2 separate regions of the Homo sapiens genome follow, and region 2 is linked to region 1. Evidence: chromatin loops called from intact Hi-C (ENCODE). Cell type or tissue: natural killer cell. All regions are shown on one strand. Links, peaks and the distances in the headings refer to the core of each region. The heading gives the core; the rest is flanking DNA. Region 1 has its middle 27 kb from the start of ERVE-5. Region 2 has its middle 100 kb from the start of ERVE-5.

Region 1 (15,279 bases), core at 3,986-11,985:
TTGGGTAACCTTGTCTTTAAGAACTGAGTCATCTCCTCCGTGGTTGCCCTTGTTTTCTAAAATGGGCAGAAGCTTAATTTGGTGAGGTTTTTCATTTTCAGGTTTTATTTATTATTTTAAGGCTGAAGAGTTCAAATCTTTCGTTCATCCTTGAAGACATGTCACAAACAGGCTAGTGACTCCAAACCTTCGGGTGTGATGGAACCTCTTTAAGATACTGCCTGACTCACAGAATTGTGTGTATATTTGCACTTTGCAGGGAACCTGAAAAACTCTACTGGAAGCTATGGAGTAAATGTGGGCTGGGGAGGGAGAGCCTCAAGGGATCAGTGAGACAAGGCAGGGGAGAGGGAAGCATACAGAAAACATGAAGGTGAGTCATGAGGTTTGTGAAGCTTGTTTTTCTGCTCAGAAATACACTCAAGACAAACATGAGAAAGGCTAGTCTTGGAAGCCGAAGCAATTTTCCTTCTTTCTCAGGCCCAATCCCAGCGTTCACATGGGCAGGGGAACAAGGGGTGGATCAGGGAGGGAGGAACCTCCATGCCACGGACAGGCAATGTGAAAGCAGGCCCAGCAGCCTCGGTGATGCCCCTCCCTCCCTCACGGCCTGTGGACAGTCCTTGTCTGATGGTCAGGGGACTCTCAGTAAATGCACTGAGGGTGGGTGCTTGGAAACATTGAGCGGGGAAGGGACTGACTAACCGGGAGCTGAGCAGAATGGCTGGTTCTCCCATGAGTCCTGGCAGGGTGGGCACTGCATGGTCAAGTGTGCCTGCACTCTGGGAGGGCCTGTGTTCCTTCTCAATGACTTCACAGCAATCCACAGACTCAAGTTAATACCCAGGTAGCCCCCGACCCTAAGAACAGGGCAGCAAGCTTAGACAAGATCACCCATGGGTGCCAGACAAGCCAGTTACTGCCCACTTTGGGGTAGGAGGTATACTTAAAAGACAGGGTTACTCTGGGCAACTATTTTGTTCTCTTTTAAACATTAACTTTAAAAAATTACTCAAGTCATATATGTGATGTTTGTAAAATAAGAAAATGTTGCTGAGAAAATAAAAATCTTCCACAATGTCACTCCTCTGAATATTTTGAGATTTAACTGTCTGGATTTCTTCGAGCTTATGAATGTACAGGTAAAAATCAATGACAATGCGATCATACTGGTCCATACCATTTCACTCAACAGCACATTCTAGATTTCTTGTAAATCATGTCACCTTCTCATGGGCTCGTGCCCCATGCCCCAGTAGATGAATGCGTCATTATCCCCTGTGGCTGGACAGTTAGGTTGTTGCCAGCCTTTCAGCTTTGCAAATGGCACTATAATGAACCTCACTGCAGATAAATTCCATTTCCAGAGATTAAGGAAATAATTAAAGACAAGTGCAAAAAAAAAAAAAGATACACTTTTAAGTCTTTGAATACATCTCACCAGATTACCTGAAAAAGTTTTTGACAGTCCCTCCACCCCAGCAGATGTCTGTGAGTGAGAGTGCGACTGAGGACTTCAGAGGAAGATGCCTAGGGATCTTGCCATCTAGGACATATGTTCGTATGTTTTGTAAGAGATTACAGTCTTCCTGTCCTCTGTCTGGCACAAATGGAAACAAAAACACAACAATAGCAATAAAACCAACTTAAAATTGGATGTTTAATTAAAACAAGTTCTTTTTTTGTTGGGGATGAAGATCTGCTTTATCCAGTGTTAACATCTTTACTAGAAGAAGAGAGGTTTTAATTAGATTTTGACAGTGGTGTCAGTTTAGCCTCTTTGATCTTGAAAACGCTGTTTTTAGAGGAGGATGGGGTAGAGGTGGCCAGGCCCAGCAAGGGAGAGCAGGCTCTCCCATGTATGCCTTCAAGGGCTTCCTTAAAGAGCCTGCCCTGATTAAACAAAGTGAACCAGCACCGCCCCAGTCACTCTAGATTAGACTTCTGTTTAATTGTCTCATTAGTGCTTCCCAGTCAGCAGAATTTGGCTCATGTATTGAAAAGATAAATTCAGATTAAATAGAGGCTCTAGTGCCTTCATCTAGAACCTTGCCTGATGCAGAGTAATCAACCAATAAATTGTTGAAAGAATGAATGAAAACCCATTCATTCAGATATATTTTTGGTCTTTGTTGACTTTCTTTGCTATGGTTGATGCAGGGATGGAGTAGGCCCCTTTTCCAAAATAGGTGTGAAAGCAGTCTGACCTAGAAATTTCCAAGATCATGGAAAATCGTCTTTCTTTTAAAACATTTATGTCTGGGCTCTGCCCTCTGGGTACAAAATTCTTGAGGTGTTCTTGTATCCGGTCTTTCCTCAACCTCAGCACCTCAGAAGTCCTGTGCATCTTGGGCCGCAACGTGAAGAAGTGACTCTGCAAGTTGGGCTTTGGACCTATCTGCAGGGCAGCAGCACTCAGGAGAATGACCACACAGTGCTGTTGTGATAAGACCATCTCTGAAGAGGAAAACCTTCAAGTGCTGACAATTTTGAGCTGCAAGGGTATACTTAGAATGTTGATGAAGTGTTTTGTGCTGTGAATGCTGTCATGCCCCATAGTCATGAACAGAGACCTTCACAGGTGTGAGGAGAGACCTGACAAAAGGCCCTGCTTGTTTTCACCAGGTCCTCAGACACTCCGAGGAACCGGATTAATCTTGTCGGGGTCAAACTTCAAGGGCAGAGGGCTAATTGCTTTCTCTTACCTGGTGGGATCAGATGATAAAACCAAATTGGAGTGGAGATGGATGGAAGAGGTGGGAATGGCTCAACATCATGATGGAGAGTAGCATGTTGGTCACATGGAGGCAAATAGATTTTTAATAAGGAAAAATAATTACCAGTGAGTGAAGTGTCTGACTTTCCTGAAGATTTAAGCCACCTTGAGACCAGAATGAGAAACAGCTGGCAAACATTTTAATCAAGGCAAGGAAGCTGTTCTGCCCTCCAAAGAAGAAACTCTTTCATCAAAACCCTGTTGCCTTGTTTATTAAGGGAAGTAAGAAATGATTTGGCCACTGGGAGTAACTGCAGCAGCTTCAGAGAAGCCCACCCATGTGTGAAAAGACTGGTGCACCTGAGAAGCAAGGCAGAAGCCTGGGAACATTTTAGAACCAGATGCCACCCAAACTGCACGATGCGGTGATGATAAAGACTGCAGGGGCCTGGGGCAGGTCAGTAGGCTGGGGGCAGTAGGGGTCTGTGCCCCAAGAGGCAGGGACCGGAGGCTCTTTGGTGGAGGGCCAACCCCAGGCAGAGCCTGTCATGGCTGCAGACTTCCCATGAACCTGGATGCAGGACTAGCAAGTGGGCATCATAGGTGACTGATTAAGGGCTTTGTCCAGATGGCCACCAAGGATCCATTTCTGGGTCTTTCTCTGGCTCAAGAAACCTTTTCACTACAGAACTGCACTGGTAACTGCCCTTCTTAGGCACACAGTACGTGAATGCAAGTGTCTTGTTAAGGCAGGGGAAATTATCGTGATTTATTTTCTCATTTGTTTTCTCTTTTTCAATTCTGGCATTGTAACAGGGAACACAGCTCAATCAAGGTTCGGCAGCTGAGAAAATCAGAGAAGGTGGGGTGTGGCCTGGAGGAATTTCCTGCAGAGGGGTAAATGGCAGGCCAACCCCATCTGGGTCTTTCCCATGCCCAAGAAACTCTTTCAGCAAAGCCTGCTCATTTCCTTCGGGATCTTCCCTGCCCTGATAATCTCTCCATCCGTCCCTCCTTTCTAAAACCAGTATTTTCGTTCATTCTTTCATTCAAGATATATTTTCCTGTTTGGGAATTTTCATCCATGCGTTGTCCATCTTCCCACCCATCCCACAAACATTAGAGCAGAGCCGTTTTTGTGGGGGTCTCTGTACCCAGAATTGGAATCACACCTTGAATAAAACATGGAATTTGTTTCTTCCCTTAAGGAGCTCAACGTTATTTGGTTGAATACGTTCTCATTTAAAACCTCTACCATTCCCAGAAAACTTATTAAAGATATGATTAAAGAGATAATCACATAACCTTACTTAGTTATTGAATAAGCTTTTTTCCTGGTCCTGAACACATGAGTGACGAAGGCTTCTTGAAGACGGTTCACTTGGCTGTGAACAGTGCTGCAATGCTCAGGAACAAGGCTCAGTGCTCAAGGGTGGGAGCTGTCACCACATAGGTAACACCTACTCTTTTTGTTCCTTGATAGCTTGGCTCAGGAAGGATGATGGTCTGCGAAATTGACATTAGAATGTCTGCAGAAAATCCCCGGATGAGGGAAAAATCAACATGATCCAATGCTGAACTAGTTTAGGCCTGTGCTATTGCTGGCGAATGGATGCCACTACTGAGCACAACCCTGTCTCCAGAAACATCTAGTTATGACCCCTCTCAATCTCTATCTACAAGATGAAGGCTTTTGACCTGGTCTATGTCCACTCCATGCTGATGACTTATACAAGTGGCTGTGGCTCAAGACAAGCCAACCACAGGGGACAGACAGCAGGTGCACAAGCTTGTAAGAGTAGAAATGAAAAAGAACCCCTTAACTCAATTTGGAGAAGTGAATACTTGAACCCTGAGCGTCTTTGCAGTGACGCCAGCTCAAATCAGGGCAGGCACTTTCTGTGGGAGGCTAACCCTTGTTTGCCATCTTGCTTTCCACTTGCATATGGAAGTAACATGCACTGGGGTAGAGGGCGTGGAGACAAGGGACTTGCTACATTTGTTCTGACGGCAATGTGATATAATCACCCATCTCATCTGAGACTGAGTCATATTTTATATGAAAGACAAGTTCTTTCTCTTTATAAAATGCAATTATACATAAATAGTTCATGTCATCTGCTCTTGAAATTTTAGCAGCAGGACTTAATGCTGCTGGTTACCATGGTAACAGGCAAAGTTGGTGATATTGAATATTACTGTATTAAGTTCCTCTGCGTGTGTGTGTGTGTGTATGTGTGTCTGTGTGTGTGTTTTAATGGCTGTGTTGCATATAGGGGATAGTTTTTTCCAGACTACAGTGTCAGAAAAGTCAGAACATGAGACTGTCACCGATGTGTCAAGTGAATACATTGGAAAAGTCGAGCCCAGCACAGATGCCTTTCATTTCTTGCTCATATCCTTTATTTCTTGCACCCATCCCTCCCTGCCAATTTTATTAAGGTATAATTGACAAATAAAATTATATATCTTTACAGTGTACAATGTGATGTTTTGATACAGTATACATTGTGAAAATATTAAATCAAGCTAGCACATTTTTTGCAGTGAGAACATTTAAGATCTATTCTCTTAGCAGTTTCCAAGTATACATTATTATTGTACATTCGGTGCAATAGATCTGCAGAACTTACTCATGCTGTCTACCAAACTTTGTTTACTTTGAGCAACATCTCATTTTGCTCCCCCATCCCCAGTACCTGGCAAACACCATTCTTTGCTTTTGTGAGTTTGAAATTTTATTTCATTTAAAAAAATTTTAATTTTTGACACTGGTGGTATATGTGCTTGTTTGTTACAAGGGTATTGCCTGCATAATGATAGAAATTGGGCTTCTAGTGTTTCCATCACCCAAATATTGAACACCGTATCCAACAGGTAATATTTTAGTCCTCACTCCCCTTCCACCCTCCTTCCTTTTAAGAGTTTCTAGTGTCTGTTTGCATGATATTTGCATGATCTCATTTTCTACCCTTTTACTTTGAGTCTGAATGTGTCTTTAGCCAGTAGGTGGGTCTTTTTTAGACAGCAGATGGTTGCATCTTATTTTTTTTATAACCCAATTTGCCACTCTGTATCTTTTAAGTGTACAATTTAGGTCATTTACATTGAAAGTTAATGTTGATATGTGAGGTTTTGCTCCTGTCATTGTGTTATTAACTAGTTGTTTTGGAGTTTCAATTGTGTAATTGCTTTATAGGATCTGTGAGCTTTGTACTTTGGTATCTTTTTCTGATGGTGAGTATAGTACTTTCATTTCCATATTTAGAACGCCTTTGAGCATGTATTGTAGGATCTGTCTAGTGGTGACAAATTCTCTTAGTGTTTGCTTGTCTGGGGAAGACTTTATTTCTTCTTCATTTATGAAGCTTAGTATGGCAGAATGTAAAATTCTTGGTTTGCATTTATTTAAAGAGGCTAAAAATAGGCCTCCAATCTATTCTTGCTTCTAGGGTTTCTGCTGAGAAGTCCAGTGTTTGATCAATTTTCCTTTCTAGGTGATTTGAGTTTTTGCTGTAGCTGCCTTTAATATTTTTTATTTCTTCAGCATTCACTTAGCATAGTCTGAAGACCATATGCCTTGGTGATGTTCATCTTGTATAGAATCCCACAGATGTTCTCTGAATTTTTTGTATCTGGATGTTCAACTCTCCAGCAAAATTAAGAAAATTTTCTTGAGTTATTTTCAAATATGTTTTCCAGTGGCTTACTTTTTCTCTTTCAGGAATGCTAATAAGTCATAGGTTTTATTGCTTTAGATAATTCATATTTCTCACCAGAGAAATATGGTTTCTCTGGCTTTGGTTTTCAAAATTATTTTTACTTTTGACAAATTAGTTTCAATGATCAGTCTTCAAGCTCTGAAATTCTTTCTTCTGCTGGTGTAATCCATTGTTAAAGCTTTCAACTATATTTTCAAATGTCTTAAGTAGGCTTTTTATTTCAAGAAGTCCTTTTGCATTTTTTAAAATATATTTATCTTTCCCATCATTTCCTGGATTGTTTTTATAGTTTCTTGTGTTGGTTTTCAACCTTGTCTTCAATCTCATTTAATTTCCTTGCAATTTATACTTTGAACTCTTTGTCAGTTCTCAGTTTCCATTTTGGTTAGGGTATATTTCTAGAGAGCTAATATGATCCTTTAGTCATGTCACAACATTCAGATTTTTTCATGATGCCAGAATTCTTATGCTGATTCTTTCTCATCTGGAGCAGCTGCTCACAGAAAACCACTCTTATTTTTGAATTTATTTTTGTTCAGATGGGATTTTTTTTTTCTTATTTGTTTTTTCTTTCTCCATCCCTCCCTTTCCCTAGGGAGTGACTGTGGAGTACGTTGTGTTGCTAAAGCTTTGCTTCTATAGCCCACGCACTTCCATTGGCCAGGCTTTATATTTGGCTGTGCAGTTCAACCTGCAGGCCAGTAGATGGCGCTGACGGGTAAGAGCCAGCTTGTGGCACAGCAGATGGGTAGGTACTTGGTCTTTGTTTACTGGGAGGTGCTCTCTGTTGCTTCTGGTGATGGGCTGGACAGTGAAGTGCCTGGTGCCCTGAGTTTTCTGTTCAGCAGGGAGTGGGTAGAGCTGGGCAGAGCTGGACCCCCTGGCTTGCCCACAAATACTCCAATGCCAAGTATAGGCACCAAGCCTTGTGGAGATGGCTTTGGGAGCTCCCAGTGACATGTGCTGAGGTCTCTACATCGGGTGAAGGGGCTGCACTAGCTCCATGCGCTAGATAGGCAGGAAAGTGATCTATTCCCAATCACACCAGTCCTGGAACTCGTGACTCTCAGTTCAGATCCTCACTGTTGTCTACATCCAAGCCACAGTGGGTTGAGAGCTGTGGAACACACCTGTCTTGAGACTCTCCACAGGAGTGGTTTTGGGGCAGAACCTTTTCAGCGTATGGCTCTCTTTCCTTTGATGTGGTAATGATGTTGCATTGTCAGGGCCAGGGGATACACTCTGCCTTTCAGCCCCTGTGGATGGGTATCAGTTGTGGTGGTGTCAACTGGTTGGGCTGGCCTGACCTCAGGCCCTGGGAAAAGTGGTTAGGTGCCAGCACTGTTGGATTGGTCTACATAGCGCCCCAGTTCTCAGGCCCTTAGACGGCCTACCGGACAGAGAGTATGGGTCCTTAAAACCCATTTATGCCTAGTGTTCCATTACTGGAATACTAAGCATGTGGGACTTATTTATATCCCACTGCTCAAGATCATCGCCAAGGTCTGATTGGAAAAATTTAAAAAATTGCAACCTCAGGCATAAATGGGTTAAGGGGCTGGACTGGGGTTGGGGCACCCTAGACTTCAGGAGCTGGCTGTGATGGGGAAGGGGCTGGCTGGTCCCTGAGAGGCTGATAGAACCCTCAGGCAGGGGACAGACAGAAGGCCCAGGTGGTGGGAGCCTGAGGGCAGCACAGGCCTGTGGGGACTGGGCTCTCAGAAGAGCTGTGGTTGCAGCGGAAATGCTCAGGCAGGAGCCAGGTGGCCTTTCACTGGGGGAAGGGAGGGCCCCTCAGGGCACTGGAGATTGGCACCTGGGGGGCACATGACCTACTCACACTTTGCTCCTGCAGAAGCAGTTCTGGATTTTGTTCTTGGGGTCATGCAGAGGTCCCAGGCCTCCTCACTCTCTCCCTGGCCTGGGAGTCGGGGTCTCAGAGAAACACCTAGCCAAGGCCAGTGTTTCTGCAGGGGTGGGTCAACTGTACAGGGGGCCTGCAACAGGTAAGCCCCATTTCGCAGGAAGCAGCCGAGGCCGGGAGTAGTGTGGTGTGTGGTCTGGCAGCTCCTCTGCACAGCAGCTGTGCTGTCTCTCCTGGGGGTGTGCAAAGAGCCTCGCCTCCCTCCTTGGCATGGCAGCTGGCACCAGGCTGACTGTGGGATTCCAGGTGGGCTTGAGCGGTGCCTCTGCAAAGTTTCTGGGTGGCTCTGTGTTCAGCTGGAGGCCTAAGGAGGATTATGGGGGCTCTCCTGTGGCTAGGATTGTAAAAGTCTGTGATGGAGAGGTGGGTCCCGGAGCCTCTCACCTCATTCACCCCTTCCTTGGAGTAAGAGCCTCTCTTCACTCCACACCGTCCCAGCTCCGCAGGCTGCCTGGCTCCACTGTTCCCTGCTTTCCTTGGGTCCCATTGGTTCTCTGGTGAATCCGAGCATGCTCTCTTAAGATGATCTATGTGAAGTGTGAGGATTTACTTGCCATTGTGGTTCCTGTCTGTGAGAGAGGCATGGGCTTGCTGCTTCTAGTCAGCCATTTTGAACTAAAACCTCAACAACTTTTTTGATTCCTCATTTGAGTGAAATCGCATGGTAGTTGTCTTTCTGTGCCTGGCTTATCTCACTTAACGTAACTTCCTCTAGGTTCATCCATGTTCTCACAAGTGACAGAATTATCCTTTTTTAAAAGCTGAATAGTATTCCATTATACATAAATGTATGTGTGTGTGTGTATATATATGTGTGTGTATATATATATGTGTGTGTGTGTGTGTGTGTGTATATATATATATATATCTCAATCTCACATGTGCTCTATCCACTCATCCACTGATGGACACTTAGATTGATGCCATATCATGATTATTGTGAATACTGCTGCAAAGAACATGAGAGTGCACATGTTTTATTGACATACCAATTTCATTTCCTTTTGATATATACTGTTGAAGTCAAATAAACTATAGAGATGAATCTCTGACATGAACATGTTTTGTTTAGGAAAAATTGCAATTGGGAAGATATACACAGACTGGGTGGTCTTTGGTGTATCCAAAGAACAAAGAGAAGGTCGGAAGTTTTATAACAAGGAGAAATGTTATGTATTTGTTTTTCAAGAAAGTTCGTGGCACTTGTAAAGTTCTGGGGAGCAAGAAAGCTCTGATTGGTGAGTGGTGGTGATGGTAAAACTAGTCCTAGATTTGCAGCAGGTTGTGTCAGTAGCTATTAGATAAAACTGGCTTCAGGTTACTACAGGCAATTTCACAGCCAGGCTTGCAAATAATTATATTCTTGGAGCGGTGTTATGTACCCTGAGTGTTTTCCCCCTCTGGCTTCTCAACTCTGTTTTCATTCAGTAGAATGACCCAATTTTTATAATCAACTTTCACAATACTTGGAAGTGAGACAACTGGATCCTATGGTAGTTCTATTCTTATTTTTTTTAGGAATGTCACTACTGTTTTACAAAGTGGCTGTATTAATTTACATTTCTGCCAACAAAGTACAGGGATTCCTTTTTCTCGGCATTCTCGCCAATACTAATTTTTTGTCTTTTTGATAATAGCGATTCTAACAAGTGTGAGGTAGTGTCTCACTGTGGTTTTAATTTTCATTTTCCCGATGACTAGTGATGTTGAACATTTTTTCATATACCTGTTGGCCATTTTTATGTCTATTGGGTCCTTTGCCGATTTTTGTTTGTTTTATGTTGAGACATATATCCATGTGTTTACATATGTGAGACAGGGTCTTGTTCTGTCAACCAGGCTGCACTGCAGTGGCACAATCCTGGCTCACTGCAGTCTTGACCTCCCAGGCTCAAGTGATCCTTCCACCTCAGCTTCCTGAGAAGCTGGGACCACAGTCGTGCTCCACCACACCCAGCTAATATTTTTTTCTTTCTTTTTTTGAAAAGACAGTTTCTCATCATTTTGCTCAGTCTGGTGTCAGACTCCTGGGCTCAACAGATCCTGCTGTTTTGCCCTCCTAAAGTGCTGGGATTACAGATGTGAGCCACTGCAGCTGGTCCCTTTGCCTGTTTTTTAATAAAGTTATTTGGTTGTTTTTTGTTTGTTTTTTGCTATTGAGTTGAGTTCTTCATATATTTTGGAAATTAACCCTTTATCAAATATTCGGCTTGCAAATATTTTCTCCTATTCTGTAGGTTGTCTCTTCTGTTAACTGTTTCCTTTGCTGTGAAGAAGCTTTTTAGCTTGATATAATCCTATTTGTCTATTTTTGTTTCTGCTGCCTGTGCTTTTGGTGTCATATCCAAAATATCATTACCCACACCAATGTCAAGAAGCTTTTCTCCTATGTTCTAGTCATTTTGCATTTCCAGGTCTTATATTTGAGTAATTTATTTTGAGTTTATTATTGTATATGGTATAATCCAATTTTATTCTTTTCCATATTGATATACAGTTTTACCAATACCATTTATTGAAGAAGAGACTATGTTTTCCCCATTGTGTATTCTTAATACCTTTGTTGAAGATTGGCTGTAAACATATGGATATATTTCTGGACTGTCTATTCTGTTCCATTGTTCTATGTTTCTGTTTTTCTGCCAGTACCATGTTGTTTTAATTACCGTAGCTTTCTAATATATTTTTGAGATCAGGTAGTGTGATGCCTTCAACTTTGTTTTTTGTTTTGTTTCATTTCTAACTTCTAAACAATATGGAAGCTTCCAGCTTTTTTCTTCTCACTCATGATTGCTTTGGCTATTTGGTGTTATTTTGTGGCTTCATACCAATTGTAAGATTATTTTTACTTTTTCTGTGAAGAATGACATTGGAATTTTGATAGGAATTGCATTCAAACTGTAGATTACTTTTGATTATGTGGCCATTTTAACAATATTGATTCTTCCAATTCATAAATATATTTTTTCATTTACTTATATCATCTTCAATTTTTTGTCAGTGTTTTCACCTCCTTGGTTAAATTTATTATTTTATTTTTGATGCTATTGTAAATTGAATTGTTTATTTCTGTTTTTAGGTACTTTCTTGTTAGTATATATAGTTGCTACTGATTTTTGTATGTAGATTTTGTATCTTGCAACTTCACTGAATTTGTTAGTTTTAACAGTTTTTTGGTGGCATGTTTAGGGTTTTCTATATACAAGATCATATCATCAGCAAACATAAACAATTTCTTTCTTCTCTCCTCTTTGGATGCCATTTATTTCTTTTTCTTACCTAATTGCTCTTAGTAGTATTTCCAGTATTAGATTGAATGGAAGTGATACAAATGGGCACCCTGTCTTGTTCCTGATCTTAGATGAAAAGCTTTCCACTTTTCACAGTTGAGTGTCATGTTAGCTGTGGGTTTGTCGTATATGGTTGTTACTTGTTGAGAGTTTTTATCATGAAATGATGTTGAATTTTGTCAGTTTTTTTTCTAGCATCTGTTGTGATAATCATATGTTTTTTTTTTTTTTTTTTTTTTTTTTTTTTTTTCAGACGGAGTCTCGCTCTGTCGCCCAGGCTGGAGTGCAGTGGCGGGATCTCGGCTCACTGCAAGCTCCGCCTCCCGGGTTCACGCCATTCTCCTGCCTCAGCCTCCCAAGTAGCTGGGACTACAGGCGCCCGCCACTACGCCCGGCTAATTTTTTGTATTTTTAGTAGAGACGGGGTTTCACCATTTTAGCCGGGATGGTCTCGATCTCCTGACCTCGTGATCCGCCCGCCTCGGCCTCCCAAAGTGCTGGGATTACAGGCGTGAGCCACCGCGCCCGGCCGATAATCATATGTTTTATATCCTCTATTCTGCTAATGTGGGTTCCCATTTATTGATTTGTGTATGTTGAATGTTGAATCATCCTTTCATTCAAAGAATAAATCCTGCTCAATCATAATGTATGATCCTTTTAATGTACTGGTAAATTCAGTTTGCTGGTATTTTGTGGAAGATTTTTACACCTATGTTCATTAGGGATATTGATTAGTAGTCTTCTTATAATGTCTGGCTTTAATATCAGGGTAATGCTGGCCTAATAAAGTGAATTTGGAAGTGCTTCCTCCTATTCAGTTTTTCAGATAAAAATTTGATAAGGACTGGTGTTAATTCTTCCTTAAATGTTTGGTAGAGTGCACCAGTAAAACCGTCAGTTACTGGGCTTGTCTTTATTGGGAGATTTTTGATTACTGATTAATTTCCTTACTCATTATTGGTCTGTTTGGATTTTCTGTTTTTTCATGATTCAGTCTTGGTAGGTTGTATGTTTTTAGGAATTTATCTGTTTCTCTAGGCTATCCAATTTGTTGACATATAATTGTTCATAGTATCTCTAGAAATCTTTTATATTTCTGTCATATCAGTTGTAATGTTTCCTCTTTCATTTATAATTTTATTAATTTTAAGGATTTTTTTATCTGAAAGTTTTCTTTTTTTACTTAGTCTATCTAATGGTTTCTCAATTCTGCTTATCTCTTAAAAACACACACACACACGTCTTAATTTCCTTAATGTTTTCTATTATTTTCCTAGTCTTTATTTTCATTTATTTGTTTCTGTTTTGATTTTTAATTCCTTCTTTCTGCTGACCTGGGCCTTAGTTTGCTCTTTTTTTTCTAATTCCTTAAAGTGTAAAGTTAGGTTGCTTATTTGAGATGTTTTCTCTTTATGTAGGTGTTGGTCACTATAAATTGTCCTCTTAGAACTGTTTTAGCTGCATGCCATATAGTTTTGATATGCTATTTTTTCATTTTCATTCATCTCAAGATTTTTTTTGTTTTCCCTTTTGACATCTTCTTTGACCTGTTGATTGTTTAGATGTGTGTTGTTTAATTCCTACATATTTGTGAATTTTCCAACTGTCCCCCTGTTCTTGAGTTCCAGTTTTATACCATTTTGTTGGAAAAGAAAATCGATATGATTTCAGTCTTTTCTAATATGTTAAAACTTGTTTTGTAGCCTAACATATGATTTGTCCTGGATGTTTTTTCATGTGCACTTAAAAAGAATTTCTATTTTTCTGCTGTTGGGTGGAGTGTTCTGTATATGTCTGTTAGGCCCATTAGCCCCCCAAGTCCACTGTTCCCTTATTTATTTTCTGTCTGGATTATCTATAAATTGTTGAAAGTGGGAGTACTGGCTTGGTGCAGTGGCTCACGCCTGTAATCCCAGCACTTTGGGAGGCCGAGGCAGATGGATTACTTGAGGCCAGGAGTTCGAGACCAGCCTGGCCAACATAGAGAAACCCTGTCTCTACTAAAAATACAAAAATTAGCTGGGCCTTGTGGTGCATGCCTGTAATCCCAGCTCCTTGGGAGGCTGAAGCATGAGAATCCTTTGAACCTGGAACACAGAGGTTGCAGTAAGCTGAAATGATACCACTGCACTCCCACCTTGAGAGAGCAAGACTCTCTCAAAAAAAAAAAAAAAAAGGAAGAAAGAAAGAAAATGGGAATCCTCTACTATTACTGTATTGTTGTCTATTTCTCCCTCTATAACCATTAATATTTGGTTTATTTAATAGGTGCTCCAATGTGCACCCAATATGCATATATATTTGCAATTCATATATCCTCTTGATGAATTAACCACTTTATCATTATATAATGACCTTCTCTGTCTCTTGTGACATTTTCTTTTACTTAAAGTCTATTTTGTCTGATATAAAAATAGCCACCCTGGCTCTTTTTTGTTTATCATTTTCTTTTTTTTTTTAATTATACTTTAAGTTCTAGGGTACATGTGCACAATGTGCAGGTTTGTTACATAGGTATACATGTGCCATGTTGGTTTGCTGCACACATTAAATCATTATTTACATTAGGTATTTCTCCTAATGCTATTCCTCCCCTACTCTTCTACCCTAGGACAGGCCCTAGTGTGTGATGTTCCCCGCTCTGTGTCCAAGTGTTCTCATTGTTCAGTTCCCACCTATGAGTGAGAACATGCAGTGTTTGGTTTTCTGTCCTTGTGATAGTTTGCTCAGAATGATGGTTTCCAGATTCATCTATGTCCCTGCAAAGGACATGAACTCATCCTTTTTTATGGCTACATAGTATTCCATGGTGTATATGTGCCATATTTTCTTAATCCAGTCTATCATTGGTGGACATTTGGGTTGGTTTCCAGTCTTTGCTATTGTGCATAGTGCCACAATAAACATATGTGTGCATGTGTCTTTATATTAGCATGATTTATAATCCTTTGGGTATATACCCGGTAATGGGATGGCTGGGTCAAATGGTATTTCTAGTTCTAGATCCTTGAGGAATCGTCACACTGTCTTCCACAATGGTTGAACTAGTTTATACTCCCACCAACAGTGTAAAAGCGTTCCTATTTCTCCAATTCCTCTCCAGCATCTGTTGTTTCCTGACTTTTTAATGATCACCATTCTAACTGGTGTGAGATGGTATCTCATTGTGGGTTTGATCTGCATTTCTCTGATGACTAGTGATGATGAGCATTTTTTCATGTGTCTGTTGGCTGCATAAATGTCTTCTTTTGAGAAGTGTCTGTTCATATCCTTTGCCCACTTTTTGATGCAGTTTTTTTTTCTTGTAAATTTGTTTAACTTCTTTGTAGATTCTGGATATTAGCCCTTTGTCAGATGGATAGATTGCAAAAATTTTCTCCCATTCTGTATGTTCCTGTTCACTCTGATGGTAGTTTCTTTTGCTGTACAGAAGCTCTTTAGTTTAATTAGGTCCCATTTGTCTATTTTGGCTTTTGTTGCCATTGCTTTTGGTGTTTTAGTCATGAAGTCCTTGCACCAAGCGGATCTAATAGACATCTACAGATCTCTCCACCCAAAATCAACACAGTATACGTTCTTCTGAGCACCACATCACACTTATTCCAAAATTGACCACATAGTTGG
Region 2 (15,279 bases), core at 3,400-11,399, 78 kb before region 1:
TGTTTGCAGCCCCGTGTATATTCTGGTTATTAATTTCTTGTCAGATGGGTAGTTTGCAAATATTTTCTCCCATTCCATGGGTTGTCTCTTCACTTTGTTGATTGTGTCCTTTGCTATGCAGAAGCTTTTTAACTTGATGTGATCCCATCTGTCCATTTCTGCCTTGGTTGCCTGTGCTTGTAGGGTATAACACAAGAAGTTTTTGCCCAGACCAATGTTCTAGGGAAAACCCTAATGTTTTCTTGTAGTAGTTTTGTAGTTTAAGGGTTTTTTTTTTATATATAATTTAAGGTTTTAGATTTAAGTCTTCATTTGGATTTGATTTGTGTGTATAGTGAGAGATAGGAGTCTAGTTTCCTTCTTCTGCATATAGATAACCAGTTTTCCCAGCACCAGTTATTGAAGAAGCTGTCTTTTTCCCAGTGTATGTTCTTGGCACCTTTGTGGAAAATGAGTTCGCTTATGTGTGGGGATTTGTTTTTTGGTTCTCTATTTTTTATCATTGGTTTATGTGTCTGTTTTTATGCCAGTCCCTGAAGTTTGGTTACTATAGCTCTGTAATATAATCACGAGGTCAGGAGATCGAGACCATCCTGACTAACACGGTGAAACCCCATCTCTACTAAAAATACAAAAAATTAGCCGGGCGCGGTGGCGGGTGCCTGTAGTCCCAGCTACTCGGGAGGCTGAGGCAGGAGTATGGTGCGAACCCGGGAGGCGGAGCTTGCAGTGAGCCGAGATCGGGCCACTGCACTCCAGCCTGGGCAACAGAGCAAGACTCCGTCTCAAAAAAATAAATAAATAAAAAAAATTAAAGTCAGATAATGTGATTCTTCCAGTTTTGTTCTTTTTCCTTATGATAATACTGAATCTGTAGATTGCTTTGGATAGTATGGACATTTTAACAAAATTGCTTCTTCCATTCCATGAACATGGAATATTTTTCCTTTTTTTGGTGTTCTCTTTCTTTCATCACTGTTTTATAGTTTTCATTATAATCTTTCACTTCTTTGGGTAGTTCCTAGGTATTTAATTTTATGTGTAACTATTTTAAATGGGGTTACTTAAATTTTTTTCAGATTGTTCACTGTTGGCATATAAAAATGCTACTGATTTTTATATATTGATTTTGTATTCTGCGACTTGACTGAATTTATCACTTCTAGTAGTTTTTGGGTGGAGTCTTTAGGTTTTTTTCAAATATAAGATCATATCACTTGCAAACAAGGTAATTTGACATCTTCCATTCCAACTTGGATGCCCTTTATATCCTTCTCTTGTCTGATTGCTGTAGCTAGGACTTATAGTACTGTGGTGAATAACACTGGTGAAAGTGGGCATCCTTGTGTTCCGAATCTTAGAGGAAAGACTTTCAGTTCTCCACATTCAGTATGATAAGAGCTATGGGTCTGCTGTATATGGCTTTTATTATGTTGAGGTATGTTCCTTCTATACCCAGCTTTTTGAGAGTTTTTATCATGAAGGGATGTTGAATTTTATGAAATGCCTTTTCAGCATCAATTGAAATGATCATATGGTTTTTATCCTTCATTCTGTTGATATGATATGTCACATTGATTTGTGTATGTTGAACCATCCTTGCATCATGGGGATACATTACATTTTGTTATGATGAATGATCTAATATATTAGCGAATTTGGTTTGGTAATGTTGAGAATTTTTCAATAAGTATTCATCAGAGATATTGGCCTGTAGTTTTCTTTCTTTTTTTTCTTTTCTTTTCTTTTTTTTGATGCGTCTTTGTCTGATTTTGATATCAGGGTAATACTGGTCTTGTAGAATGAGTTTGGAAGTATTCCCTCCTCTGCTATTTTTTGGAATAGTTTGAGGAGGATTGGTAAAACTCAGCAGTGACGCCATCAGTCCCGAGCTTTTCTTTACTTGGAGATTTTTTATTATAGCTTTGATATTGTTACTTGTTATTGGTCCATTCAGGTTTTAGATTTCTTCCTGATTAAATCTTGATTGGTTGTATATATCTAGAAATTTGTCCATTTCTTCTGTATTTTCTGATTTATTGGTATATAGTTGCCTATACTATCCAACAATGATACTAGGAATCAAATTCTTTGAATTTCTGCAATATCAGTTGTAATGTCTCGTTTTTCATTTTTGATTTTATTTATTCGTATCTTTTTTTTTCTTTTTTTTAGTTTGGCAATGTCAATTTTGTGTAACTTTTTAAAAAACAACCTTTTGTTTCATTGATGTTTTGTATTTTCATTTCAGTTTTATTTATGTCTGCACTGATCTTTATTATTTATTTTCTTCTAATTTTGGGTTTGGTTTGCTCTTGCTTTTCTAGTTCTTTAAGATGCATTGTTAGATTATTTATGTGGAGTTCTTCCTCTTTTTGATGTAGGCACTTATAGCTATAAACTTTCCTTTGAGTACTGCTTTTACTGTATCCCATAGGTTTTGCTATATTGTATTTCCATTATGATTTGTTTCAAGAAATTGTTCAATTTTCTTCTTAATTTCTTCATTAACTCTCTGGTCATTTAGGCGCATATTGTTTGATTTCCATGTATTTGCATAGTTTCCAAAATTCCTCTTGTTATTGATTTCTAGTTTTATTCTATTGCGGTCAGAGAAGATGCTTGATATTATCTCAGTTTTTTTGAATGTTTGAAGACTCGAAGGTACTGCCTTCATGGTCTTGAGCAAGATCCGGGAGAATTCTCTGGATTACCAGGCAGAGACTCCTGTTCTCTTCCCTTACTTTCTCCCAAGCAGAGTTTCTCTTCTGAGTCACCTAAAGTTGAGGGTGGAGTGACACAACCACCCCTGTGGCCACCACCACTGTGACCGCACTGGGTCAGACCTGAAGCCAGCACAGCACTGAGTCTCACCCAAGGCCTACTGTAACCACATCCTGGCTACTGCCTATGTTTGCTCAAGAACCTGGGGCTTAACAGTCAGCAAGTGACAAAGCCAGCCAGGCCTGTGTCCTTCCCTTCAGGGTGATGAGGTCCCCCAGGCTCCAGGTGGATCCAGAGGTGTCATCTTGAAGTCAGGGACTAGAGTCAAAGCCTTAGACGTCTACCTGGTGTTCTGTTGTACTGTGGCTGAGCTGACACTCAAACCACAAGATGCAGTCCTTCCCACTCTTCTGTCCGCTTTCCAAAAGCAGAGGAGCCTCACCCTGTAGCTACCACCATCCCAGGCCACAAGGACTACTGCCAGACTATTGCTGATGTTCCTGTAAGGCCCCAGGTCTCTCGACTCAGTTGGTGGTGAATGCTGCCTGGCCTGGGACTCACCCTTCAGGGCAGTGGGCTTCCCTCCCTCTGACCCAGGACAGGTCCAGAAATGCCATTCAAGAATCAAGTCCCAGAATTAGGGACACTAATAGCCCGCTGGGTACTCTACCCTGCTGTGGCTGTGCTAGTACCTAAGGTGAGAGACGAAGTCCCCTTTACTTTTCCCTCTGCTTTTCTCAAGCTGAAGGAGACTTGGCCTGTGGCCCACCACAGCTGGGAATGTGCTGAGTCTCCCCTGAAGCCAGCAAGTCTCAGTGGCTCATCAAGGCCCTTGACGTAGTACCTGGGTATAGCTGCTGGTTATTCAGGGTCCAAGGGGTCTTCAGTTGGCAGGCGATGAATGCTGGCAGGACTGGGTCCTTTCCTTCAAAGCAGTGGGTTCCTTGTAACCCAGGATGTGTCTAGAAATGTCATTGGGGGTTGGGAGTTAGGGCCTGGAATGCGGCATGGGGAAGCCTCACAACTCTGGCTGGTGACCTATCCTGCTGTGGCTGAGCTGGTATCCAAGATGGAAGATGAAGACCTCCCCACTCTTCCCCCTCCTCTTCTCAAGTGGAGGGATGGGGTCTCCTTTAGAGCTGTGAGCTGTGCAGTCTGGGTTTAGGGGAGGGGTGATGCCAGCACTCCGGTAGACACCCCAGCTGATGTCTCAGTAGGTTGTGTGCCCCCACCAAGTCCACTGTGTCTCTGTGTTTCTGGGCCCAGTTCAGCCCTAGGACTCACCTAAGAGTCGCAGTCCTTATGGCCTAGTGTGCCTGTCAAGTTTACTTAGAGACACAAAGTGCTTTAGCCCTCAGTGGCAAGGTTTGCAGGATCTCAAGTTTGGACTGCTGGGATGAGTGATTCCGCTCTGGCTGGGGCTGGTTTAAATGCCGCCTCCATAGGTGAGTGTCAGCTGAGTTTGGTCTAGTTTTCCTTTCTGCTGTGGCAGGACAGCTCAGTTTAATGCCTTACAATTGCAGTGCTCTCCCTCCTGCAGCACCCAGATATGCTCTCTGTACCACACAGGATGGTGGGTGAGGGGTGGCATCGGCGATTCAAGACTGTTTTTTCTATCTCTTCCATGCCTCTTTTCAGTGATATGAAGTTAAAACCAGGTGCTATAGGTGCTCACGTGATTTTTAGTTCTTACCAAAGAACTGGATAGTTGTTAAATTGGTGTCCTTGCACAGAGAATGATCAGAGGAGCCTTCTTTTCCACTACCTTGCTCTGCCTCCTCCATTCCCATCTTAACACACTCTCCTCTCAGCCTCTACGACAGCACTATTCATTTGGTGTCTCACCGGCTTGGTTTTCTAGTCATCTTGCCTAGCTCTTCTCTCATGCTCTAACTTTTTAGAGTGTTCGAGTTACCAAGGGATCAATCCTATTACTCTTCTTTTTCTCATCTACTCTACCTTGGAACCACATTATAATAACTTGGGGATTTTCCTTATAGACACATCCAACCACTACATGAAGAAGGAATGATAGAATATCCATATTTTGTAACCACTAATGAAATAAAGGTTGTAGGCAGTGATCCTCAATGACTGCTGTAATCTTTAGGTGAAAAACTAATAGAGAACTTCATAGTGGGTGAATCAGGCTGACAACACCTGAATCCATTGATCAGTCTTAACCTCACAAAAAGAGATGGCTAGGCGTTATAGAAGTCTTCACTTACTGTTGTCGACAGGTTCTTGGAAACTTCAACTTTAAGCGAAATTACAAAACCAATGTTACCATAGGCTAATAGATACAAACAAAAGTTAAAGTTCCTATGGCCTATTTCTGGTCACAAAAACATCACCAAACTTCTAAATAAAGACCAAAAACAATTTTAATCTTGAACATTGAAATAAATGTGAATCCTGTATACATATAAGAAAGATTATAAAAACAAAATAATTATTTACCCAATTTTTGGTGAATCAGTGAGTCACGGCAGTCATGGTGGTGGTTGGTCAAATTGAGGAATAAATGTCGGCAAAGTAAAAATTGTAAGGAGTACCCTTTACCACCACGTGGTTCAAACCGTCACCAACTTGATGGACTCGCTGAGTGATTTTATACTGCATTGTTTATTGTTGTGCATTTGTATGATTATTGTCTAATTTAAGATTTTTTATTTGACAATAATTCATATTCATTCTTTCATTTTCCAACCTGCTTATTCCAGTTCAGGGATGCAGGTGGCCAAAACCTATCATGGCAGCTTAGGGTGCAAGATAGGAACCAGCATGAGACACAATGCCACTTCATCCCAGGGTGCACTCACACCCACACTCAGACTGGGACGATGTCGACACACCAGTTCAGCTAGCATGCTCATCTTTCGTATGCACATCTTTATGATGTGGGAAGCCAGAGTACCTGTAGAAAACCCATGCAGACATAGGAAAAACATGAAAACTCCACACAGACTGCGACTATGGCCAGGAATTGATGTTTATTCCCTTATATAGTGAAAGGCATTCAATGAAAGGCTGATATTAGAGGACTTGCTATATGTGCTTCCCGATGCAAGTACATCATACCTCACTTGAAGTATTCCTGCCAAAAAGTCTTTCCTGAAGCCCATCAAGCTCTAGATCTTACTATCAGTTTACTAGAAAGGAAAGAAACAGAAAAACATGTTAAATGACCCCATGGATAAGTAATCAACAAAATTCAGTGTGTGTGAAACTATTAAATAAATTACAAGGGTAAAAAGAGCAAGGGGTAATGTATAGAATAAAAGTGATTTAAGAGACGCATCCATTAAGGGCCACAGCTGGCCTTGTTTGGATCCTAATTTGAACAAGTCAACTGTAAAACAACAACAGCAAAAGAGAAAATTAGGAAAATTTGAGTACTGACTGGATATTTGGTAATATTAAGAAATTAAAACTTTTTTGGCATAAGGATTTATTTTAGAGCTACATACTAAAAATTTGTGAATGATTTGATACATCTGAGATTTGCTTCAAAATAAGCCAGGGTCAGGATGATGAGAGGAGAGGAGCAGAGGGTAGGTTGGTGAGGTAGAGATGAAATAAGATTTCTCCCAAGTGGGTAATTCTTGAAGTTGGCTGATGGATACATGATATTCATGATACTATTTTATCTGTTGTATGTTTAGAATTTTTTGTAATAAAAATTTGTTAAAGTGCTTAGAGAGCTTTAAAAAACATGTGAATGCTAACCCCCTTCCCTCCGCAGATATCTGATTTATTGGTCTGGGATAGGGAATCAATTTTTTAAAGTATCCCGGGGGACCCTAATGTGCAACCAGGGTTGAGAACTGCTGCTTTATATTATGTCCCTAGATGATCTCATTTACTGCTTTAAAACTATTAATATGCTGACACCTCCCAGATTTATGTCTCTAGCCCTGACCTTTCCCTGGATCTCTGGGCTTGTATATTTCTCTGTACATTTGACGTCATTACTGGGAGGTCAGATAGGCATCTCAGCCTGAACATGGCAAAGACACAACTCTTCATTTTGAACCCCAAACCTGTTTCTCTCCCAGTGTTTTCTATCTCAACAAATGGAACTACTACCTGCCCAGTTAGAGATGGTCAATAAATACTACTTCTGATAAAAAGAAAGTTTTAAAAAAATGAGTGTTATAGAAAAACCCCTCTAGCTGATTCAAAGAAGGTCTTTATCTTGTGTGACTCAACTGATAACCATAGCAAATATGCAGCATTCTCTGAGATATGAGAATTGCTTTGATTTATTCTTTAGCTCTCATCCCTCCAGAATCCTAACATTTGGAGCCAGTGATTAAATTTGAATGATATTAAGTTATTTTTCAGGTTTTTCTACCAGAACATTTGGAAGAGTTGGGATGAAGAAAAGGATGATGCATATGATTGTTTTGTCAGACGTGTTAAACCTCAATTGAGATTGTGTTTATTACTGACCTTGTACATATTGAAAAAATAGTTACCATGGCTTAATTTTACCTTTGTGAGACACACACATGCGCAATGCACGCACACACACACATACACACACACATACACACGCACATACTCTTACTCCAAGGGCCTATAGACAGAAATAGACCAATATACAAATAGTGCAGCCCCTTTTCAAGTTATTAAATGAAACGAACAAGTGCAGAGAAACCTGCTTTAACTGTTTATAAACTAAGCCTAAAATCAGGAGGTTTGTGAACATCTATTTAATGACAATTGTTTGAAAAACAAAGAACTTATTTGCATTATAGAGACTTTTTTGCTTGAAACTTAAATAATACTTTTTTTTTAAAGTATATGGCTTTACTCTAAGTTCCTATAGTAAAACATACTAGGTTAAACTAACAGATGAATCAAAAATACCTAAACGCATTCTTCTAATTTATCATATTTTGACAAGGAAAAGCTTTTCCGTTCAAAAATACCAAAATTAATCATGCAACCTAAATTAAGTAGTTGTTCTATGCTGATCTTGTTACATGCGACACTTATCTTTCCACTAGATGGTGCTGTAAGACCAGTAATTTTCTCCTGTATTCCTGAGCAGTAAATTAACAGGCAATGCTGCAATAAAATTAGAACTCACACTAAAAAGAATTGTAGAAGGTAATTTGTTTTTCCTATGTGAAAGATGATTTGACATTATATAAGACAAGGCCTTTACATTTTCATGCAGTTTGATTTGATTTAGTAAGTTTCTCTTGGTTTAAATAGTAAATAATAACAAAATTTTTTAAAAAATGAAAATCTGGTTAATGGTTCTACCTGGTTTACAATTATGTATGTCTGATTTCAGCTTTCATAAGTTGACTGTGATTTCTACCTTTCTAATTTTTCTATTGTGCATTTCCTATTTTTCTATAGTGTGTTCAGTACAATCCCAGAACATCAAAAAGCTTGAATATTTTCTAGGTTTGATACACTTGCTCTTAAAGAGCAGTGATTGGTTTTGATTGAAGTAGAATGTAATGGTAGGTAAATATAATGCATATCTGGCAAATTTGATCTGTATGTGGACAAAAAAAATTGTATTCTGATTTGAGAGCCTTGCATGTGTGGACAAGTAATGATCTCCATACATGCCTTGTACATCACTGGCAGATGGGACAGCATAAGGGAGGAATTGTCTTTAGTTACGGAGAAGAAACTGTGGCACTTGATGGAGAAACTGGAATGTTATCACATGTATGCAGACTCTAAAAAGGTTCCTGGGCTAAGATAGGAGTAGAGCTATCAGCAGGCAAGATCAAATCACTGTCTTGATTTTGCACCATGTGGCAAATATTTTTCCTTTCTAATTCAAAACACACTACTTCAGAACTTAGGGGTCTGAAGATGATGTTGGTTCACTGGTTCTAGACTGTAAAGTATCAATCTAATGAGAAGAAATAAGCTAACTTGCATGGATATTGGAAATGCTAAGAAACTTATTTTAAAATTTTAGTCTTAATCTTCGCAACTTAATAGACCAGTGGTTTGGTTCGTAATTTCTTATTTGCAAAGTAGATTTCTAGAGTATCTTTAAATGAGTGTGGATAACCAAAGTAGACAAAATCCTTACTTTTTCAAGCTTTACCCAATCCATTTACTTGGAAAAGCAAGAAAATAAAATCTTCTGTTCATTTTAAATATTGAGTGTTCACCATAATTTGATATGAATTAGGATTTTGTTCAGCTTTCTCCCCTCCCCCCATCTTCTTAAGAGCATGACGAAGTTAAAAAAATAATAATCTAAGACAATAGTTCTCAACCTTGGCTACACATTACATGCTTGGGGAACTTTAAAAAATACCTCTCCACTTTCAGAGGCCCGTTTTTATTGCTCTGGATGTTGGCCTGAGCATCTGTATTTTTGAAAGATCCTAGGTGATTCTAATATTCATCAGAATTGAGAAGCTCTAACCTAAGGCACAGCTAGTTGATATACATTTAACTGAAAAATAAAGCAATTATTTTAAAACTACAGGTAATGGCAATATTTTATTTTATTGTTAAACCCATTAATTTAATATCTATTGACTGTACATTTATAAATTATTTTATTACATTGAGACATACTTTTTGTTCTGTCATTATATTTGAGAATTTATGTAAATGAATAAATTTCAAGTGCCAGTAAGGTGGTCCAGTACAAGGTTATTTTGTGTTAATCATTCTCTAATAATGACAGCATTTTTTTCCCCTCAAAATCTCAAAGGTTTATTTTTTTGAAATCCCCTGGTCTTTCTCTGGGAATATTCAACATAATTTTGTGCCTATATAGTGCTTTAAATGTAAGGAAGGACTAGACAGTTTGAGTCATTTCTAATTTTTGATCCTATAAATATGGTAATCTTTTAAAACATTTTAAAATCACATTCAGATCTCTGAAAAACATGGCAGTCTTAACCATTGTGAAACAATTTACTTCCCTCTATACCCCTACTCCCCAGTTGGCCCTTGCCACCCACTCCTTATTAAGATTTTGAATCTAATATATGAGAAGAAAATAATTTCTTATTAAATAATGATTACAAATTGTACAATATGAACTTTAGGTAATTCTAAAGCACAAATGTTTGGATCTAAGAAAAAACAATTCCTCAAAAGAAGAAAAATTAATGACTTCAATGAAGTGGTGTTTGAAACTTTCAACAGTTACCACTTAGAGTACTATTCAGAGAGACTTAACATGTACCTGAGTTATAAAGCACTTTTCTTAGTGGGTCTTTGAGGACTCCATGGGCTTTCTTAATGAGAAAAAATGTGTCTGAAAGGCAATGGATTTCAGTTTGCTTTTAAACTCTCAGGGATTATGACATTCTTGAAAACTGAGTTCCTTCAGGACGTGACTACCACAATCTGTTGTCTCAATGTGAGGAGAGTTACAGCAAATTTTTTAATCTGAGAAGCAGTTTGGCAAATTGTAGCTCTGAGCAGGAAAATATCTCCATGGTTGAAGGGTTAAAATTGTATTCAGAGATTGAACAGGTGAAGCAAAAGCTAAAACTCATGGAGAGTCCTTTGTTGAGGTATGTGTGCCTTTGTAATTCTTAGCTAGTTAGCATCTTTTCTTCCTTGCTATCTTACTGAGAACTGTTAGGTCTGTTTGGTTTCTTCATGGTATGTGTTTGGTTATCAGAATTCTAACATCTAAGCAAAGGGTGTCCATCCAGTTGTCAGAAGTTCCACCCATGAGATCTCCTCCACCATGATGACTGGTCTGCTGTGGACCCTACTCATGGACAGGCTTTGCCAGGTGCCTTGGGGGAAGATATAGAAATTCAGGTAAAAGAAGAGTGTCTTGCTGCAAGTGGCTTTTTTCCTTCTGATTCACCATAGGTTTTCATGAATTCTACACAGAGCTTCCCAGAGGTGGTTTTCTGTTAAATAGGAAGTAGTGAGAACCCTGCCTTTCATCAGCAGTAGCCACTTACCAGGCATGCATTAGGTTCAGTCCACTACCAAAGGAGATGCTTCAGCGTGCAGTGTTGGCTCCATTTTCAGAGTGAGACATGAAGGCACTTGGAATAATACTCGAGTTGCTTTGTGGGGTTGTATATTTGTCACTTTGCACACTGCCTATAAATACCTGATAAAGAAAAGAGGTTTAATTGGCTCACAGTTCTGCAGGTTATAAGGACACATGGCAGGGGAGGCCTCAGGAAACTTACAATCATGGCAGAAGGTGAAGGGGAAGCAGGCATGGCTTAAATGGCTGGAGGAGGAGGAAGAAAGAGAATGAGGGTAGGTGCTACATACTTTTAAACAACCAGATCTCATGAGAACTCTGTCATGAGACAGCACTAGGGGGATGGTACTAAACCATTAGAAACTGTCCCCATTACCCAGTCACCTCCCACTAGGCTCCACATCCAACACTGGGGATTACAATTGAACATGAGACATGAGACTTGGTTGGGGACAGAGATCCACACCATATGTGGGTGTATATTTGCAAATATGTTGTTGTTTTCTAGTTCTTCGGTGATCCATTATCTGTTATAAATGCCTGCTATGAAGGTGACACTGTTATCGTTTGTCCTGACCATTTTGTGGTATGTGGCATAATGGAGTGCAGTGTTGACTCCATTGAGTTGGAAGGTGGGTATGGAAGACACAACCAAACTCTCATGCATGACATGATTAAGTAAACAATAAATGACTGTTCTTGTCAAAGCTCCAAGAATGTGATTTCAACCTATTTCACTTCAAATGAATTATTGAATTGCCTTGAAACATTAAAGGCATTGGAAGCTTAAAAGGAGTTGACCCAGTTTTTGAGTAAGTGGACTTGTGGTTCTTTGTAGCAGTGTATATGTTGGGAAGATACTTACAGGGCTGTATAGAAAAAAGACCATGAGGAAGAAGCAAACTATACAGATCGTAGGTGATTTATGGAAAGGATGTCAAATTTCTAGAATTAAAAAAAAAAGATTCCCAACAATATTATTTTTAATTTCAGTATTTTTTAGTTTGTTACTTGCTCTTATCTCATAGATATTGTGATATCTTAGTGCATGGCTGTTTGTTTTTTGTTTTAAATTTAGCTTATTTTTGTGAGAGATATGGTGAAGGGCGTTTTACTTGAAATTGGTATCAAAAATTATCTTAATTCTCTAAAAGTTTGCTGAGTGTCACAAATGCTACACTTTGTGTCTTGACACAGTATACTTTTGAAAACGTTAATGTTGAAAGATTAATATTAAATATATAATAGTTAATAGATAACTATTATCTGCTTTAATAGATATCTTCAATATCTATTAAAAATAACTTTTCCAGTTATAATCTTTTTGTTCATTTGGAGTAATTCCTAAGTTCAGATTACTTTACAATTGTTCATCTTGGTCTTGTATATTTCCGTAATGTGTCAAATTTAGTTGTACCTATTCAACTATTTACCAAAACTGCTACAAGTTAGCAATGAAGCTTGTAATGCAAAAAAATCATATATCATTTTGGGACTTGTGCAGCTGTTCACTAACTGCTTAAGCTGTGTTCTTGATCTTTATCTTGTCAAAACTTCTTAATGGAAGCAAGGCTGGGAGTTTAATTTCCTGCTGTTCACTAGTACATCATCTCACTCCCTTTTTTGTTTTATGTTTGTTAATTTTGTTCTTTCTCCTCTCCAATACTTGATTTATAATAGATGTGTATGTATAAGTAACACATGTGCAGGATAAATCACTGCAATAAAAACACTTTATTTTTTGGCAGAGTAAAAATAACATTCATATTATAAATTGTATAGTAGATAAGAGTTCTTAGATTGGTGAGGAAATTACAATGTAATTGCCAGAGTGTCATAAATAACCTATCAAATTCTGATAGTTGAGTGTAAAAATGACTGTAAATTTACTAACAGAGGACATTTCTGAGAATTGAGGAATCAAATGGTATCTCTGGTGTGAATATATGGAGCACTAGCTTATGAGTAAATTAAAGCTTATCTGATAGTAATCTATACCTAACACTTAAGAGATATATTGAGTACCTACTATGTGCAGGGTATTAATAGTACTTATGGTTGGGCTTCTCTTTCTTTAGAAAATCTGTTCACTTTAGGTAATGGCTTTATGTTTTAAATTGATAAGAATACGTAATTTGTGTAAAAATCTGTTTTTTCTTCAATATGCAATTCTTTTTCTATTTATAATTTTTCTGATGCTAAAAAAACAATGGTTATTGTAGAAAATATTCAAAGTACAGGCAGACACATACAGAATCAGAAACAAAATTACTCACTGTTCAGTCATTTCTAGTCCACCCTGGTAGCATTCCAGTGTATGGAGTCATCTTGCCTTCTCTAGTGCCCCCAGAGGCTTGTCTGTACCCTTCAAGTATGGATAAGTTCAGTGGCTTTGCCTGTTTACTGCAGTTACTGCTTTCATGTACTCAAGGACTTATCATTAGACAATGAGGTCTTTCTTTCTTACAGCTTCGTCTATGTGTTTGTCTTCTGTTTTATAATGAAAGTCAAGCGAGTTCTTTAGTTTTCCGATATTCCAGGTTTTTGTAAGCCCACTCAGAGGCTTGGCCTGTATTACTGATTTGATTAAGATTTATGGAGAGCTAATGCTTTTTGTTGATTAATGAAATAGACTGTTTTTTCCTGTAGCTAAACTGTCATAAGTCAGTTTGTCAGATTTTAAGTCATTCTTTCTACGAGAATATTAAAATTAGGTAATCTTGAGAACTGCTTAGGTTTATTCAAATGTAATTTGTATTAGAATCATAGAATCTCAGATACTTAAGGTTCCTTCCACAGCACCCATGCAGTTAGACAAAAGCTTAAGAGAGCTGAATGCTTTAAAGCCCTTTGACCCAGTTGTAGATCCTTAGGATTATTTTTTAACTTTCATGGCAGCTTTGTATGTGCATTTTGTGCTGGGCTGTTCTGAGATGGCTGATAGAGTAGTCTTGCTAGTATGGGGACACATTGGGAAGTTGTTATTGTTAAAAATTTGATGCCCTGGTTTAAATAAGATATGTGGGGAGATCGACTTTATTTAAATGCATCTGGGTTGACTGGTCTCATTATCATTTCAAGCCCCTTGCACTAGAGAAATGTGTTCTACATTTTTGTGTTTGGACATTTCCCCTCACCCACCTTAAATGTTTCTGTTCTCTTCCTTAGGATATGGTCTACCAATTAATATTGTGATAGAAAAGAGGGAAAAAGGTGACACTTCTGTGGACTGCATGAATGAGGATATTAACATCTCAGGCATAAGATTTGTTCAGCATGGTGTTATAAAAGAAATCTTAAATGTCTGACTGTTTGGTGTATTTACTCATTCTAGGCTTTGAAGGAAAACTTTACTTTCTATGGAAGATAGAATTTAATGAAATGCCACTGTTGAGTACAGGAATACCTAGTTGTATTGTGCTTTGCAGATATTGAATGTTTTATACATTGAAGGTTTGTGGTAACCCTGCTTCGAGTAAGTCTACTTGGCCTCATTTTTCCAATAACTGGTGCTCACTTTATGCCTTTGTGTGACATTTTGGTAATTCTCACAATATTTCAAATGTTTTTATTATTATTATATTTGTTATGCTGATCTGTGACCAGTGGTCTTTGATATTACCACTGTAATTGTTTTGGGGTGATGTGAACTGCATCACCATAGAAAAATGGTGAACTTAGTAAGTGTTGTGTGTGTTCTGACTATTCCAACAATCAGCCATGCCCCCTTCTCTCTCCCTCTTCTTGGGCTTCTCTATTCTGAGACAAAGCAATATAGAAAGGAGACCAATTAATAACCCTACAATGACATCTATGTGTTCAAGTGAAAGGAAGAGTTGCATGTCCCTCACATTAAACAAAGTCTAGAAATGATTAAGCCTAGTGAGAAAGGCACATCAAAAGCCAAACACATGAATAAGAGAGCAAAACAGCCTTATTACTAATATGGAGAAAGTTTTAGTTGTCAGCATAGAAGATTAAATCAACTACAACATTCCCTTAAGCATAAGCCTACACAGCAAGGTCCTAACTCTTTTTAATTCTGTGAAGGCTGAGAGAGTCAAGGGAGCTACAGAAGAAAAAGTTGGCTAGCAGAGGTTGGTTCATGAGGTTTAAGGAAAGAAGTCATCTCTGTAACATAAAAGTGCAAGGTGAAGCAGTAGTTTCTATTGTAGAAGCTGCGGAAAGCTATCCAGAAGAGCTAGCTGAAGTCACTGATGAAGGTGGCTACACTAAACAGCAGATTTTCAGTGTAGATGAAATGGCCTTCTATTGGAAGAAGATGCATCTAGGACTTTTCATAACTAGAGAAAAGTCATTAGTTGGCTTCAAAGCTTCAAAAGACAGGCCAATTCTCTTACTGGTGACTTTAACTTGAATCAGTGGTCAATTACAATTCTGAAAATCTTAGGGCCCTTAAGAATTATGCTATGTCTATTCTGCCTGTGCTCTAGAAATGGAACAACAAAGCCTGAGTGGTAGCAAATCCGTTTATTGCATTGTTTGCTGAATATTTCAAGCCCACTGTTGAGACGCACTGCTCAGAAAAAAAAAAAAAAATCCTTCCAAAATATTGCTTACCGAACAATGCA

Evidence for each region. A loop is a pair of places that touch in the nucleus more often than their neighbours do. Peaks named below come from ENCODE experiments on the same cell type or tissue, not always from the same donor. Only the 100,000 strongest peaks of a DNase experiment are listed, where the experiment ranks them.
Region 2: it touches region 1 in a loop (7-fold over the local background); 4 of 110 quality-filtered maps call a loop at or near these places.

The regions. Positions count from the first base shown.
Region 1 is chr19:28,625,785-28,641,063 of GRCh38, reverse strand. It overlaps the pseudogene LOC100420587. Among named protein-coding and RNA genes, the nearest start is that of ERVE-5, 27 kb to the right of the region's middle. RefSeq lists a silencer at 7,088-7,382. In natural killer cell, for the core only: CTCF peaks have their summits at 6,926 and 7,137 (motif pointing right); a DNase peak (open chromatin) is centred at 7,153; H3K27ac peaks cover 1,186 bases.
Region 2 is chr19:28,702,962-28,718,240 of GRCh38, reverse strand. It overlaps the pseudogene LOC100420587. Among named protein-coding and RNA genes, the nearest start is that of ERVE-5, 100 kb to the right of the region's middle. In natural killer cell, for the core only: CTCF peaks have their summits at 7,539 and 7,739 (motif pointing right); a DNase peak (open chromatin) is centred at 7,740.